Linked DNA regions of Homo sapiens: region 1 is linked to region 2. The links are chromatin contacts, found by Hi-C in ENCODE. All regions are on one chromosome and are shown on one strand. The core of a region is the stretch at or near the end of the contact, and the rest is flanking DNA. Distances in the headings are between cores, read along the strand shown. Region 1 holds the start of PYM1 (PYM1 exon junction complex associated factor). Region 2 has its middle 11 kb from the start of OR10P1.

Region 1 (6,953 bases), core at 3,573-6,072, 280 kb before region 2:
TGTGTGCGTGTGTGTGTGTGTGTAGAGGGTGTCATTGCGTAGTATAGGAGGAAGTTACGATACTGGCATGGTTGGGGGATGTGGGCTTGTCTGTGCTGAGGCTGAAGAGATGCCCAGTAATATTTGCCATTCTTCCTCAGGAAGGCTCATTTCTCCTATCAAGGTGAAAAGTGAGATTCAGACTCAGGTATTTTCAGAAACTTCCCAGTGACAGGTGGGGAGAGGATGGGGTGGGAAGTTGGGGACCTGGAGGCCAAACAAGAACCCTTCTCCACCCGTGCGGCACTGTGGAGGTTCCGAAGAGGACTTCCCTCCGAGTCGGGTCCCAGGAACCGGGCTTCACCATCCCTCCGAATGAGCGGGAGGGATGGAGGGGAAGGTCTGGGAAACGTTACCCACCGGGTTCGGGCCCAGCCCTCCCGCTGCACCCCCGCGTCCCAGCGCAGACCCTTCTCGATACCCGCTCCAGCTGTCACGCTTCCTCCTTCCCGACCCAGCAGCACGAACGCAGCCCGTGGGTCCTCGGCTTCCCTACCCCTGTCCTTTTCCGATGGGGGAGGGTGGGGCGCTGGGGGGCTCGCGGGGTCTCTACCTTGCTTGAGAGGGCTCGCGGTCGCAGCTGAAGCGCCGGCGCTGGAGCTGGAGCCCGAGCTGGGCTGGAGGGGACGGGCCAGGCAGACGCGGCCGCAGCGGGGCCGCCCCGTTCCTGACGACATAGCTGCCCGCCCCCCACCCCAGCCTGCCCGCCGCGCCCGCGCCCGGCGCCCCCGACTCTGGGAACTTCGAAGTTGGAGAGGCCCGTTTCTAGGTTTCCAGTTCACCATAACCTGCTCCACCCTCCCTCGAATATGTCCGGGGCTTTGGACACATTTTCTCCATTTGCTGCGCTCCTCATCTTCTTCCCGCGCCGGCGGCAGCTCTGCTTCTATTTTCCCTTCTTTCTAATCACTCACAGCCTCTCCCTTCATCCCAAACCTGGGAGACCAAGATACCGGGCGGGCCGCTAACAGAACAGCTCGGCAGTTGGGCACCCAACCAACGTCTCATTCTCTCCTGATTGCTGCCATCCTGAACTTCCCTAACCAACTCCCTTCCATCCACCACTGACTTCACACTCAGGAGATCCCACGGGGGCAAGCCCAGAGTCCCAAACTCCACAACCTGACCAAACACCTCCCTCCCGCCCCGGGCTCTACCCTGCTTGAGACAATCTCCCCACCTTCTTCACGTTCCTCTTTCCTTTTAGACCTATTTTCCCCAGTCTAAGGACACCTCCTGTCAAGACTCATGTTCTCTCCTTAATTCTAGGGTGGAGTTTTGCACTTTGGTCTATGTCCACCCTTTCTCCACGCCCTCATCCTCCCACTTTACCTGCTGGTCTTGGCAGGTGGCACAGAAGGCCCTGGCCAAAAGTAGGGAGTGAAAGGTCCTTTCAGCTTCCCCTGCCTGGAGTCTCTTCTAGAGTCATTAAGGCTCTTGGGGTCGCATGGATGGTGGTGAAGGTGGTACAGCAAGGGAGAGAGATGGAGGCCTAGGGACTCACTGGCAGGAACTGGAGACCCAGGCATCCTGCTCACTGGCCCCGCCCCAACCCCTGTCTAACTCCCTCCTACCCTTCATTGAAAATGGGGCAGAGTAACAAAGCCTTAGGTTCCTGGAATCGTCCTTCTTACACCTGGGGGTGGGAAGAAGGGGGAGGGGAGACCTCTGACTAGAAGGGTATATGCATGTGTGGGTATTGTGTATGCATACATACACACACATAATATATACATACTTTTGGTGGGGGTTGGAAAGGGAATGAATACATGAGGCCCTCTAGTGGAAACAGGGATATCTAAGCAGTTCTTGATTGTTTCAAGACAGGCTTGTTGGAACAGACTCCTCCACATTTGCCAGAAATATAGCTGCTGAGTAATAGGGTTTGGGAGTATTGTTGTATCCAAACTGGAGATTTCGGGCATAGGTTGAAGAGGGGTCTGTCTCTCTGCTCCTGTGCCCCTCCAAGTCTCACCCTCTCACCCCCAATCATAAAAAGACAAGGGCCAAAGGCCGGGCGCGGTGGCTCACACCTGTAATCCCAGCACTTTGGCAGGCTGAGGCAGGCGGATCACGAGATCAGGAGATTGAGACCATCCTGGCTAACACGGTGAAAACCTGTCTCTACTAAAAATACAAAAAATTAGCCGGGCGTGGTGGCACATGCCTGTAGTCCCAGTTACTCGCGAGGCTGAGGCAGGAGAATCGCTTGAACCTGGGAGGCAGAGGTTGCAGTGAGCCGAGATCATGCCACTGCACTCCAGCCTGGGTGACACGAGCAAAACTCTGTCTAAAAAAAAAAAAAAAAAAAAAAAAAAACAAGGCCCTTGACACTCCCCATCCTGTCTTTACAGTATTTTCTTCACTGTTAGCAAAGCTTCATCTCTCCTTCCTCTATGACCTCCTTAGTCATAGTAAACAAACTCTTCTGAAGGCCTTTTATACACTAAGTCCTGTACTTAGTTCTGCAATACAAGCAAAAACATAGTCCAGTTTAGGGACTATATCAATGAGTGGTGCAATGTGTGTAAAGCCTCTCTGCTCTGAGCTACTTTAAACAAACATACAATGTAAGAATAGGTCCCCTAACACCTCTGCCTATCAGTTTTCTGTCCCTGGATCTTTCATTTAGAAATCTTGGAACGATATTAATCTCTAAGGCACTCAGCTTTCCTTGCAAAGAATGCTCAAAGTAATGCCACCCTATGTATTACCTGTGTTTCTCACTCTATCGTCTTTAGATATGTCCCTAAATAAAGTTGAAGACACTCCTTTTAAGATAGTTTTTGGTACTTCAAAGTGGGGTGTAATGTTATCTCTCGAATAAGGAATAAGGTGGAATCAGTCTTACTCTAGACTTCTTTGTGTCTTCTTTAGGATCTGTGCTCCATCATACCCCAAGTCAGTTACTGGGGGGTGTGGGTGGGGGAAGAAAAGCCAAGAAACATCTAAGAAGGAGGCGTTTAATGCCTACGGTTCCAGGTGCTCATTTCTTTAATCAACCACATCATAAAAATCAGAAAGAAAGAAACCGCAATGAACAAAGGGAAAGGAAAAAACAACAGCCTGTTCTCCCCGGCCTTTTTTGCCCTGTTCCTCCTCAGGGTGGGGGGCCACATCCGGGGCCCCGGGTTGGGTCCCAGGCAGGTCTACTAAGCAGACAATTGAGTTTCACTTCCTGTCAACCCTAGTGCTGAGGCAGGATGTCTGGGGGTGGGAAGGGGGCCTAGGGTTGGTAGTGAACAGGGGCGACTTTAGGTTTCCCTCCTGCACAAAGGTCTATTGAGCAGCCTCTGAAAGCTGCAGAGACCACTCCTGAGGTAGTTCAGTCAAGACCAACGTATCCCATTAGTTCTTAGAGGCTTCATCCCACACTCTCACGTCTAATCATAACAAGGTTAAGGACAAGATGTTAGACCCTGCAGGGCTGAAGTACAATCGGTGAAAAGAGAGCAAGGGTTTAAGACCACAGTGTCACAACACTTGCAATAACAGTGTATCGTATGCAAATACTTTTTATTTATTTATTTTGAGACTGAGTCTTGCTCTATAATACAAGCTGGAGTGCAGTGGCACGATCTTGGCTCACTGCAACCTCCACCTCCCAGGTTCATTCCTCAGCCTCCCGAGTAGCTGGGATTACAGGCACTCGCCACCACACCCGGCTAATTTTTGTATTTTTAGTAGAGATGGGATTTCACCATGTTGGCCATGGCTGGTCTCGAACTCCTGACCTCAAGTGATCTGCCCACCTGGGCCTCCCAAAGTGCTGGGATTACAGGCATGAGACACCGCACCCGGCCTGGAAATACTTTTTAAATGAGCCCCACCCCCAGACATTCTGAATTGGCCTCTAGTGGAAGTCACAGACATGGAGGATGGGAAGGAAGGCAAGCTGCGGCCCCCAGAAAACTTCTGAGGCCTAATTTGTCTTATAAAGGTCCTAGTCAGCCATTGCTCAGTTTTTTAGTTTTTTTTTTTTTTTTTTTTTTTTTTTTTTGAGACGGGGTCCCACTCTGTCGTCCAAGCTGGAGTGCAGTGGAGCGATCTTGGCTCACTGCAACCTCCGCCTCCCAGATTCAAGAAATTCTCTGCCTCAGCCTCCCGAGTAGCTGAGATTACAGGCACCCGCCACCACGCCCGGCTAATTTTTTTGTATTTTTAGTAGAGACGGGGTTTCGCCATCTTGGCCAGGTTGGTCTTGAACTCCGGACCTCGTGATCCACCCGCCTTGGCCTCCCAAAGTGCTGGGATTACAGGCGTGAGCAACCGCGCCTGGGTTTTGTTTTGTTTTTTAAATGGGACATGCTGCCTAGTGTTGGAGGTAGTCACCAATACTTACCTCCTGCCTCCTCCCTGGTTCCAGGGGTACTGCTGGACATTAAACTAAGCCAAAGTGGGGATATAAGCAGGAAGGTAAAAGGGTTGATAAGGAAAAAGCTATATGAGGGTGGAGGAGGGCAGAGTTGACACCTGAGGAGAGGAACCTGCAGCCGGGCTCCTCTCAGGCTGTAGGGGAAACAAGTTTAACAGGACTTAGCCCTGAAGGAACAACAGTTGCTGAAATGGGCGGCGGAGGGAGACCATATGGGTTCGTCTGCAGAATAGGGAGGTACGGCGCAGGGCAGGACTACAAATGGAGTGACACTACGGGACCGGATTATTGGCGAGTTGCCCCGCTTTAGATCCTCAGCGGTTGGACGAGTTTAATTAGAATACTAAGTAGGTCCGCCCAGAAGCTTTCACCCTGCCCTCTGACCCTAGGGCCCAGCCCGAGGAGGCACTCAGGGTTAGGAGGTCTGGGCGAGAAGCAACTAGGGCCCTCATCACTTCGCCGCCGAATCCCCGGCGCCGCCCAGCGGGGCAGAGCCAGGCCAGGGCCGCCCGCCCAACCTGGTCCGCTGCCTCTTCGGCCATGGAAGCTGCCGGCAGCCCTGCGGCTACGGAGACAGGTGACCGACCCGCGGCGCCCTCCGCCTTGCACGCCCCTCCCGCGGGTCTCTGGTGGTTGAGTGGGTTGGCCGACAGCAATCGGCACACGAATTCGACCTCCCCACCTTCTTAGGGTTAGATAGGGTCTCCAACCGTCCCTAGAAACACTTGTGCGCCCCAGTGCGTTCCTGGAGTTTGTCTGCTCCACGTCACCAAGCCGCTCTGAGATCTGGGTGCAGGCCAGAGCCTGGATATTCTTCCTTTCTTCATTTATAAGGCCCCCTTTTTGGGTGCAGGTGGGCCTTGCGCCCTTTTCCCTCGCAGGTCCTGGACGTACGAGGAGTTCCTGGGGATGAGAGGGACTGTGCCTCGGAACTTCTCTTGGCTCCCTGAGGACTGTTTTACAGGCAGCAAGCGCTCAGTAATGGTATCGGTGGCAGTAAAAAGCCCACGGCTTTATTTTATTAACTATTTCAGCTTCTCCACTCTTCCTCCTCCTCCACCTCCGCCCATGAAATGGTGCACTCTCCCTTTAAGACTAAGATGGTGGCTTGCTACGATCGGGACTCCACTTCCGGTGGGGAGGGGGGCGGGACCCCAGCCCGCTCACGCCGGAAGTGGTTTGCGTTTTCAAGATGGCGACTCCCTATGTTACTGACGAGACCGGCGGTGAGTGCGGGAGGCGCGGAGCCGCTTCTCTCCGGGCTCTCGGGGCAGGGGTTCGGACTTGGAAAGGGGTCTGTGCCCCGCCCATCCCGGGGCCCCTCCTTTGCCCCGCCCCCCGGACCGCCTTCCCCATTCATTCTCTCCTACGGGGTGTCTCCTGCGCCCCCTTCTGGTCTCGTGTTTGGGGTCTCTGCTTCCGGTCACCCAAACCCTGGGGTCCTTCAGTGCTGGTCCCTGCTTCAGGACCCTCACGGGCCCTTAGCTTTTCTCCAGCAGTTGGACCACTCATATCTCTTTTAGGTTCTTCAGGCTTGGGGGCTTCTACACTCTCATTTCCCTCCAGTTCCTGCCCTCCTTCTTTTCCCCTCCCCCATCTCAGCTATACTTGGTTTCTGCCCTACCCCAGTCCCGTTTTCATTATTTTTCTCGAAGCTTTATTTGCTGAAGACCTCCTCGTTTCTACATAGTACCTTTTCCTCTCCCGTATCTTCATTTGTTGGGTCACTGAGGTTTAGAGGTGTGAAGGGAAGAGGACCCTAATACAACTTTCAGCTTGAGTTTTCTCCCTGATGGAGCCACCCTTCGCTACCTTCTCCCGTGATGGTGATAGAAATTGAGGGGTCTAAGGTGGGAAAAGGCAAACAGGAAAGTATCTAGTGGCTTTTCTCCGAAGCCCTTTGACAAGTGAATAAAACCCACTATTCCTTCTGGCTAGAGAAGAATTTGCAGCCTGGCTGGCCGAGATGCTGAAGTGTCTGCTGTGTATGTAAGGTGTATGTGTTGGAAACGGAGAATCACAGCTTTTATCATGGTTTTGTCCCTTCCTAATGGCCTCATCTTTAGGAAAATATGCATAGTAGTAATAGCTACTCAATGATGATCAAATAATATATGTAAAAGCAATTTATAAAATACTGTGCAAGTGCAAAGTGTTTCTGTTTTTGTAGCCCTCATATGTGTAGTCTGTAGTCTGTAGAAGCAACAGTGTGCCTGTGCCTTGGTACACACGGTGTTTTAAAATGTGCCATTTTGCTTCTTGCTCTGCTGCTTTCCATGTTCCTTACACCTCAGCCCACCTATTTTATGGTATCTGATGACAACCCAGGTTGCTGCTACTTCTCCCCAACCTCACAATTTAAAGTGGTACTACCTCTTTCCTTCTGTTCTCTACCCAGTAGCTCCTTCATGAATTACCAACTTTTAATGTGTGTTTTGAAAATACTACTTATCCAGTATACTTCTCTTTACTCTTAATCATTTTCTTTACCCTGACTCCGTGAAAATCCAGGTATCACATCTTACCTTACCTTGTCACT
Region 2 (6,967 bases), core at 3,877-6,376:
CCCTGTGATGGGAGGGGCTGCTGTGAAAATCTCTGACATGCCCTGGAGGTATTTTCCCCACTGTCTTAGCGATTAGCATTTGACTCCCCATTACTTATGCAAATTTCTGCAGCTGGCTTGAACTTCTACCCAGAAAATGGGGTTTTCTTTTCTACTGCATTGTCAGGCTGCACATTTTCCAAACTTTTATGCCATGTCACCTCTTGAATGCTTTGCTGCTTTAGAGATTTTTTTCTGCCAGGTACCCTAAAACATCTCTCTCTAGTTCAAAGTTCCACAGCAAAATGCCGCCAGTCTGTTTGCAAAGCAAGAGTGCCCTTTACTCCGGGTTCCCAACAAGTTCCTTATCTCCATCTGTATTAGTCTGTTCTCATGCTGCTATAAATGACTAAGACTGGGTAATTTATAAAGGAGAGAGGTTTAATTGACTCACAGTTCCACGTGGCTGGGGAGGCCTCAGGAAACTTATAATCATGGTGGAAGGGGAAGCAAACATGTCCTTCTTTACATGATGGCAGAAAGGAGAAGTGATGAGCAAAAGGGGGAAGAGCCACTTATAAAACCATCACATCTTGTGAGAACTCACTCACTATCATGAGAACAGCAGCATGGGGGTAACTGCCCTCGTGTTTCAATTACTTCCCCCCAGGTCCCTCCCACAACATGTGGGGATTATGGGAACTACAATTCAAAATGAGATTGGGTGGGGACACAGCCAAACTGTGGCAGGCCAGGTCTCACTAATGCAGGCCTCCATAACAACTGTTTCAGTACTGACTGAGTGGTTAAGTTAAATATTAAAAGCCAGTGCCCTTATACAAAGGCTGGGATGTAACAGTAGCCCGTCAAGAGTTTTGCCTACGCCTTTCTTGGGCCTTAATGCATGACAAAATAACAGGAATTCTTAACAGGACCCATTTAGGATTAAACAAGTTTTATTGTGGGTCTGAAGAAACTCCCCAGGCCTCCACAAACAAGTTTATTGGGGGTCTGAAGGAACTCCCCAAACCTCCATGATTTAGTGGGAGACAAGATAAGGGTAATCACCCCAGCACCTTGACCCATTTAGATTAAGTAAATTTACTGAGGCTCCAGAGAAAGGTCTTCAGGACTCAGATCTTAGTTATAGATTAAAAGAAGTTAATCACTTATGTGTTTAGATAAATATACACTTACATGTAGACATACAGCTTAGAAGGCATGTAAGCTCTGGAAAACTTTGTAATTTTGAGTTGGTCTGGTGATAATTTCCAGGCCTTCTCCCAGTAGCTGGCTACAGAAATAAAAACTCTCTTGCTCCCCAGTTCCTCTGCATCTCATTATTGGGCCACGAGAAATAGCAGCTCGACCCTCAGTTTGGTCCAGGAACAAAACCATATCACCATCTGAGACCACCTCAGCCTGGACTTAATTGTTCATATCACTATCAGCATTTTGGTCAAAGCCATTCTGCAAGTCTCTAGGAAGTTCCAGACTTTCCCACATTTTCCATTTTTCTTCTGAGCCCTCCAAACTGCTCCAACCTCTGCCTGTTACCCAGTTCCAAAATTGCTTCCACATTTTTGGGTATCTTTACAGCAGTGCTCCACTCTGTGTGGTACCAATTTACTGTATTAGTCTGTTCTCACACTGCTAATAAAGACATATCCAAGACTGGGTAATTTATAAAGGAAAGAGGTTTGACTCACAGTTCGGCATGACTGGGGAGGCCTCAGGAAACTTACAATCATGGCAGAAGGGGAAACAAACACATCCTTCTTCACATGGTGGCAGGAGAGAGAATGAGAACCGAGTGAATTGGGAAGCCCCTTATAAAACCATCAGATCTTGTGAGAACTTACTATCATGAGAACAGCATGAGGGAAACCACCTCCATGATTCAATTACTTCCCATTGGGTCCCTCCCACCACACGTGGAGATTATGGGAACCACAATTCAAGATGAGATTTGGGTGGGGACACAGCCAAACCATATCACATATTAAGGACCTACAATTTTTTATTCATTGAGCCATTAGTGCTTGAGAAATACTTTCTTTTGTGTCACCTCTGTCATCCCCTGCTGCAGTAGATGTCATTTGCCCCAACTCAGATCTAAGAAAATGTTTCCTATTTCTAAAGGACAGACAATATTGAAATCTTTTGCAGCAGCTAGGGAGTGGGCTGAACCCCTCAGCTGGGTTGCGAAGTTCTCCCACAAGTCAGGCCTGTTTCTCATTCAGTGGTTTTCTTTGAAGATTAGCACTGTTTTACAAAAGGATTTTTAAAAAGTCCTCTCCCCTCTCCCCTGTCCCCTCACCCCTCTCCCTCTCTGCACGGTCTCTCTCTGATGCCGAGCCGAGGCTGGACTGTACTGCCGCCATCTCGACTCACTGCAACCTCCCTGCCTGATTCTCCTGCCTCAGCCTGCTGAGTGCCTGGGATTGCAGGCGCGCGCCGCCACGCCTGACTGGTTTTCGTATTTTTTGGTGGAGACGGGATTTCACCGTGTTGGCCGGGCTGGTCTCCAGCTCCTGACCACGAATGATCTGCCAGCCTCGGCCTCCCGAGGAGCCGGGATTGCAGACAGAGTCTCGCTCACTCAGTGCTCAACGTTGCCCAGGCTGGAGTGCAGTGGCGTGATCTCGGCTCGCTACAACCTCCACCTCCCAGCTGCCTGCCTTGGCCTCCCAAAGTGCCGAGATTGCAGCCTCTGCCCGGCCGCCACCCCATCTAGGAAGTGAGGAGCGTCTCTGCCTGGCCGCCCATCGTCTGGGATGTGAGGAGCCCCTCTGCCGGGCCACCCAGTCTGGGAAGTGAGGAGCGCCTCTTCCCGGCCGTCATCCCGTCTAGGAAGTGAGGAGCGTCTCTGCCCGGCCGCCCATTGTCTGGGATGTGGGCAGCGCCTCTGCCCCGCCGCCCCATCTGAGATGTGAAGAGCACCTCTGCCAGGCCTCGACCCCGTCTGGGAACTGAGGAGTGTCTCTGCCCCACCGCCACCCCGTCTGGGAGGTGAGGAGCGTCTCTGACCGGCCACCCCCTCTGAGAAGTGAGGAGCCCCTCCGCCCGGCAGCCGCCCAGTCTGGGAAGTGAGGAGCGTCTCCGCCCGGCAGCCGCCCCGTCGGGGAGGTGGGGGGCAGCCCCCGCCCAGCCGCCGCCCCGTCTGGGAGGTGGGGTGTGCCTCTGCCCTGCCGCCACCCCGTCTGGGAGGTGTACCCAACAGCTCATTGAGAATGGGCCATGATGACGATGGCGGTTTTGTCGAATAGAAAAGGGGGAAATGTGGGGAAAAGAAAGAGAGATCAGATTGTTACTGTGTCTGTGTAGAAAGAAGTAGACATAGGAGACTCCATTTTGTTCTGTACTAAGAAAAATTCTTCTGCCTTGGGATGCTGTTAATCTATAACCTTACCCCCAACCCCGTGCTCTCTGAAACATGTGCTGTGTCCACTAAGGGTTAAATGGATTAAGGGCGGTGCAAGATGTGCTTTGCTAAACAGATGCTTGAAGGCAGCATGCTCCTTAAGAGTCATCACCACTCCCTAATCTCAAGTACCCAGGGATACAAGCACTGCAGAAGGCCGCAGGGCCCTCTGCCTAGGAAAACCAGAGACGTTTATTCACATGTTTATCTGCTGACCTTCCCTCCACTATTGTCCTATGACCCTGCCAAATCCCCCTCTCCGAGAAACACCCAAGAATGATCAATAAATACTAAAAAAATTAAAAAAAAAAGTGCTTTCCAGAATTAGCCAGATGTGGTTGTGTGTGCTGTAGTGTCAGCTACTTGGGAGGCTGAAGTGGGAGGATCGCTTAAGCCCAGGAGTTTCAGGTTGCAGTGAGCTGTGTTTGTGTTACTGCACTCCAACCTGGGTGTCAGAGAGTCTCATAAAAAAAATTATATATATATAAAAGAAGAAGGCAGCTAAGCTAGGGAATAATTCTACGCATGGGCCACAAAGGCAGAAGGCAGCCCTTTGGGCAATGGACTGGGCAGTTTAGCAGATAGAAATCGGCCAAGGCATTGAAACACTTGGTTTCTGAGCCCAGCTTCATTCAGGCCTTGCTGACGGACCGCAAATAAATCCCAGCCCCCTCCTCATGTAGTCTCTCCACTGTTTGGGATGGAGACTCTAGACCTAGGAGCTTAGGCACAGTGATGAGGCAGGAGAAAGTCACTTCCTTTTCCCTGGTCCCTGGGCAAAACTTTATTCCCCCTTCTTCATCTTGCCTTGCCTACTTTCCCTCCCCACTCTCTGCTCTGCGAACTAGGCTCTTGGGGAGATTGAGGTGCTGCGAGGGCTGCCCAGGAGGGGCCCCATCTGAAGGTAAAGCCCCACCAGGCCTTTATCCGTGGTCTTTGATCCTGTCTTCTCTCTCACTCTTGCTCTCACTCCCACTCACTCTGCACCTCATGGTGGATCCATTTTTCTTCTGATCTCCTGTCAGCTTTATTCTGTCTGCTCACCCACTTTTCTGCCCATATTCTCAACCACTTTCTCAAAGGCAGCTGTCCCGCTGGTCCCAGCTCTTTGCTCCTAGAGCCCAGAACTCGGGTGAGTGGAACCACCCTGGTGTCCGTTAAGTCCCCAGCCTTGAGGAAGGTCCTGCCATTTTCCCTCAACTCCCCTGGCTAATCTTCCTGTTCAGAGGAGTTTTCTGGGCGGGAAGGAGAGCTGGGCTGTTCCTGTGGCCTCTCCCACAGCTTTCCTGCTGCGGCCTTTGTCTTTGCCTGGATGCTTCCTGGGGCAGCACGAGCCCTCCTCTGGCCCCGTCCTCCAGTCTGGCCTTGGGGACATGGCGGTGGCAATGGCACAGCATGACTGAGCTTGTTTTGTTGGTGCTCTCAGGTTTTGGTTCCGTCCGGGGCCTTCTGTTTTGGGCAGTGCTCTGCAAACATCTGGTGACCCTGCTGGACAACTCCCTGATCGTCGTCCTCGCCCTGGCAGCCTCTGCCTGCGCTGGCCCACGCACTTCCTCCTGCACCACTTCTCCTTAGGGGAGGTCCCACGCCACAGCGGCGGAGTCTCGGATGCAGGCCGATTCCCTTCCCCCGCCGCACTAGCCCACCGGTAGGCGGCTTCCCGCTGCTGGGTTTCTTCGCCCTCCCTGGCATCGCCGAATGCGCTTGCGCAGGGCCATGGCCTCCGCCGCTGTGACGCCATCTGCCGGCCGCTGCATTCTACTACCTGAGGAGCCCTAGTCTTCCGAGCCCGCTTCGCCTTCACCTTGCCCTTCTGCGGCGCAGCACCACCCGCTACTTCCGGCTGGATTCTCGGCCTGTGCTGAGACCTTTAAAATAACACTGATTTTCTTAACTTTTGCAAACTATGCATCTGACAAAGGTCTAATATCCAACATATATAAAGAACTTCGGGAGGCTGAGGCAGGAGAATGGTGAGAACCCGGGAGGCGGAGCTTGCAGTGAGCCGAGATTGCACCACTGCACTCCAGCCTGGGCAACAGAGTGAGACTCCATCTCAAAAAAAAAAAGAACTTAAATTTATAAGAAAAAAAACCAAACAATCCTACTAAAAAGTGGGCAAAAGACATGAATAGACACTTTTCAAAAGAAGACATACATGCAGTCAACAAGCTTATGAAAAAAAGCTCAACATCGCTGATCATTAGGGAAACGCAAATCAAAACCATAATGAGATACCACCTCACACCAGTCAGAATGGCTATTACTAAAAAGCAAAAAACAAAAACAAAACAGATGCTAATGAGGTTGTGGAGAAAAAGGAACACTTGTATACTGCTGATGGGAGTGTAAATTAGTTCAACCATTGTGGAAGACAGTGTGGCAAGGAAGAGAAGAATGGGGAAGGTATAGATACTTAATATTCTTATGATGCAGAAAGGATCCAATGAAGACACAAACTCACTTTTCCTCAGTTTACCAAGGACTGGGTGGGACATATTTGGACTGGAAGTACACTATGAATACCAGGGAGCAAAAAGCCCATGTCTGTCCTTGGGAGTAGGGGACATCAAAGAAGAGAATAGATTTCTTTCTTTTAGTGGAAAGTCTAGGAGTAGAGGATAAGGAGCTGGCTAAGGAAGGCTGACCAGAAGGCTGGGTTGTAGATAGCACTATGACAGGGTGGTTTGGAGCTTGCCTCTGGTGGTTGGCAAGTCCAAGATCAAATCCTGATCATCACTTACCATCTGAAATAGTGGGAGTTTTCTTTACATCTTTGTGCCTTAAATTCTGCATCTGTAAAGTCATGACAATAATCGTTTCTATGTATCACAGGGTTGCTGTGAGGATTAAACACAGCCTTCCTCAGCCATTCTATACCACATCATCACTTGACATATAAATTAACTTGTTTGTTTGTGGCTTCTCTCCTTTCATTAAAATGAGATGTACCATAAAGGGGGAAGGGAAGAAACTGCCTGTCTTGTTTACCAGTGTATCCCTAGTGCCTGGCACATAGTAGGTATTCAGGAAATATTTGCTGAATCGATAAGTAAATGAATATATGAAAGCTGCTTAGCACAGTGCATGTAGGTAATAGTGTTCACTAATCTATTTCGATTATACTATAATTGCTACTACTATCATTTGCCTTCTTATGAACTTTGATGATGACTTTCAGAGCAGTTTTTAGATGTCTTAAAAGTTTGAGACTTTGTTAAAAAAATCCCCCTAAAGTTGCTGGAAAGTTTAAAATGTGTTAATGCTGAAGAGAGGAAGGGGAGAAGTGTGTGTGGGATTTGGGGAAGAGAGTTTTTGGAAAAGAGGAAATCCTGGTGTGAGCTATGAGGGGGATAACTCAGAAAGGATCAGATGGGCCATAGGGGCCATGAAAGAGGAGGAAAGAAGCAGGTGAACAATTCTGGGTTAGAGAAAACCTGACTCTGGTAGCTCAAGGAGTTGAGAGGAATCTTGGAAAACCAGGCTTAGGCAATGATCAGGTACCAAAAGAAGCTGAGAGGCCAGAACCACAGGCCAGGTCATAGCACAGGGGTGGTTGGCTAG

Evidence for each region. Hi-C counts contacts between places; a loop is a spot of excess contacts on that map. Pooled maps may share reads with other maps.
Region 1: a loop to region 2 is called in a map of B cell, with 4 times the contacts of the local background. The contact joins the promoter of PYM1 here to the enhancer-like site in region 2. A Hi-C loop is called at or near these places in 1 of 168 maps with a recorded cell type or tissue (B cell), 9 of 37 single-sample maps with no recorded cell type and 10 of 50 pooled maps.

The regions. Positions count from the first base shown.
Region 1 is chr12:55,925,763-55,932,715 of GRCh38, reverse strand. PYM1 (PYM1 exon junction complex associated factor) reads left to right here and starts at 4,822. Exons shown (of 3, transcript NM_032345.3): 1 at 4,822-4,991. The coding sequence starts at 4,955. DGKA (diacylglycerol kinase alpha) reads right to left here and starts at 1,554. Exons shown (of 24, transcript NM_001345.5): 1 at 1,372-1,554. RefSeq lists enhancers at 4,551-5,131, 5,211-5,380, 5,421-5,640, 5,132-5,712 and a silencer at 5,731-5,880.
Region 2 is chr12:55,644,495-55,651,461 of GRCh38, reverse strand. It overlaps the pseudogene OR10AE3P. Among named protein-coding and RNA genes, the nearest start is that of OR10P1, 11 kb to the right of the region's middle. RefSeq lists an enhancer at 4,826-5,285. Within about 2 kb of position 5,126, at least 19 of the 41 ENCODE cell types and tissues checked have a DNase peak (open chromatin) inside an H3K27ac peak, as active enhancers do.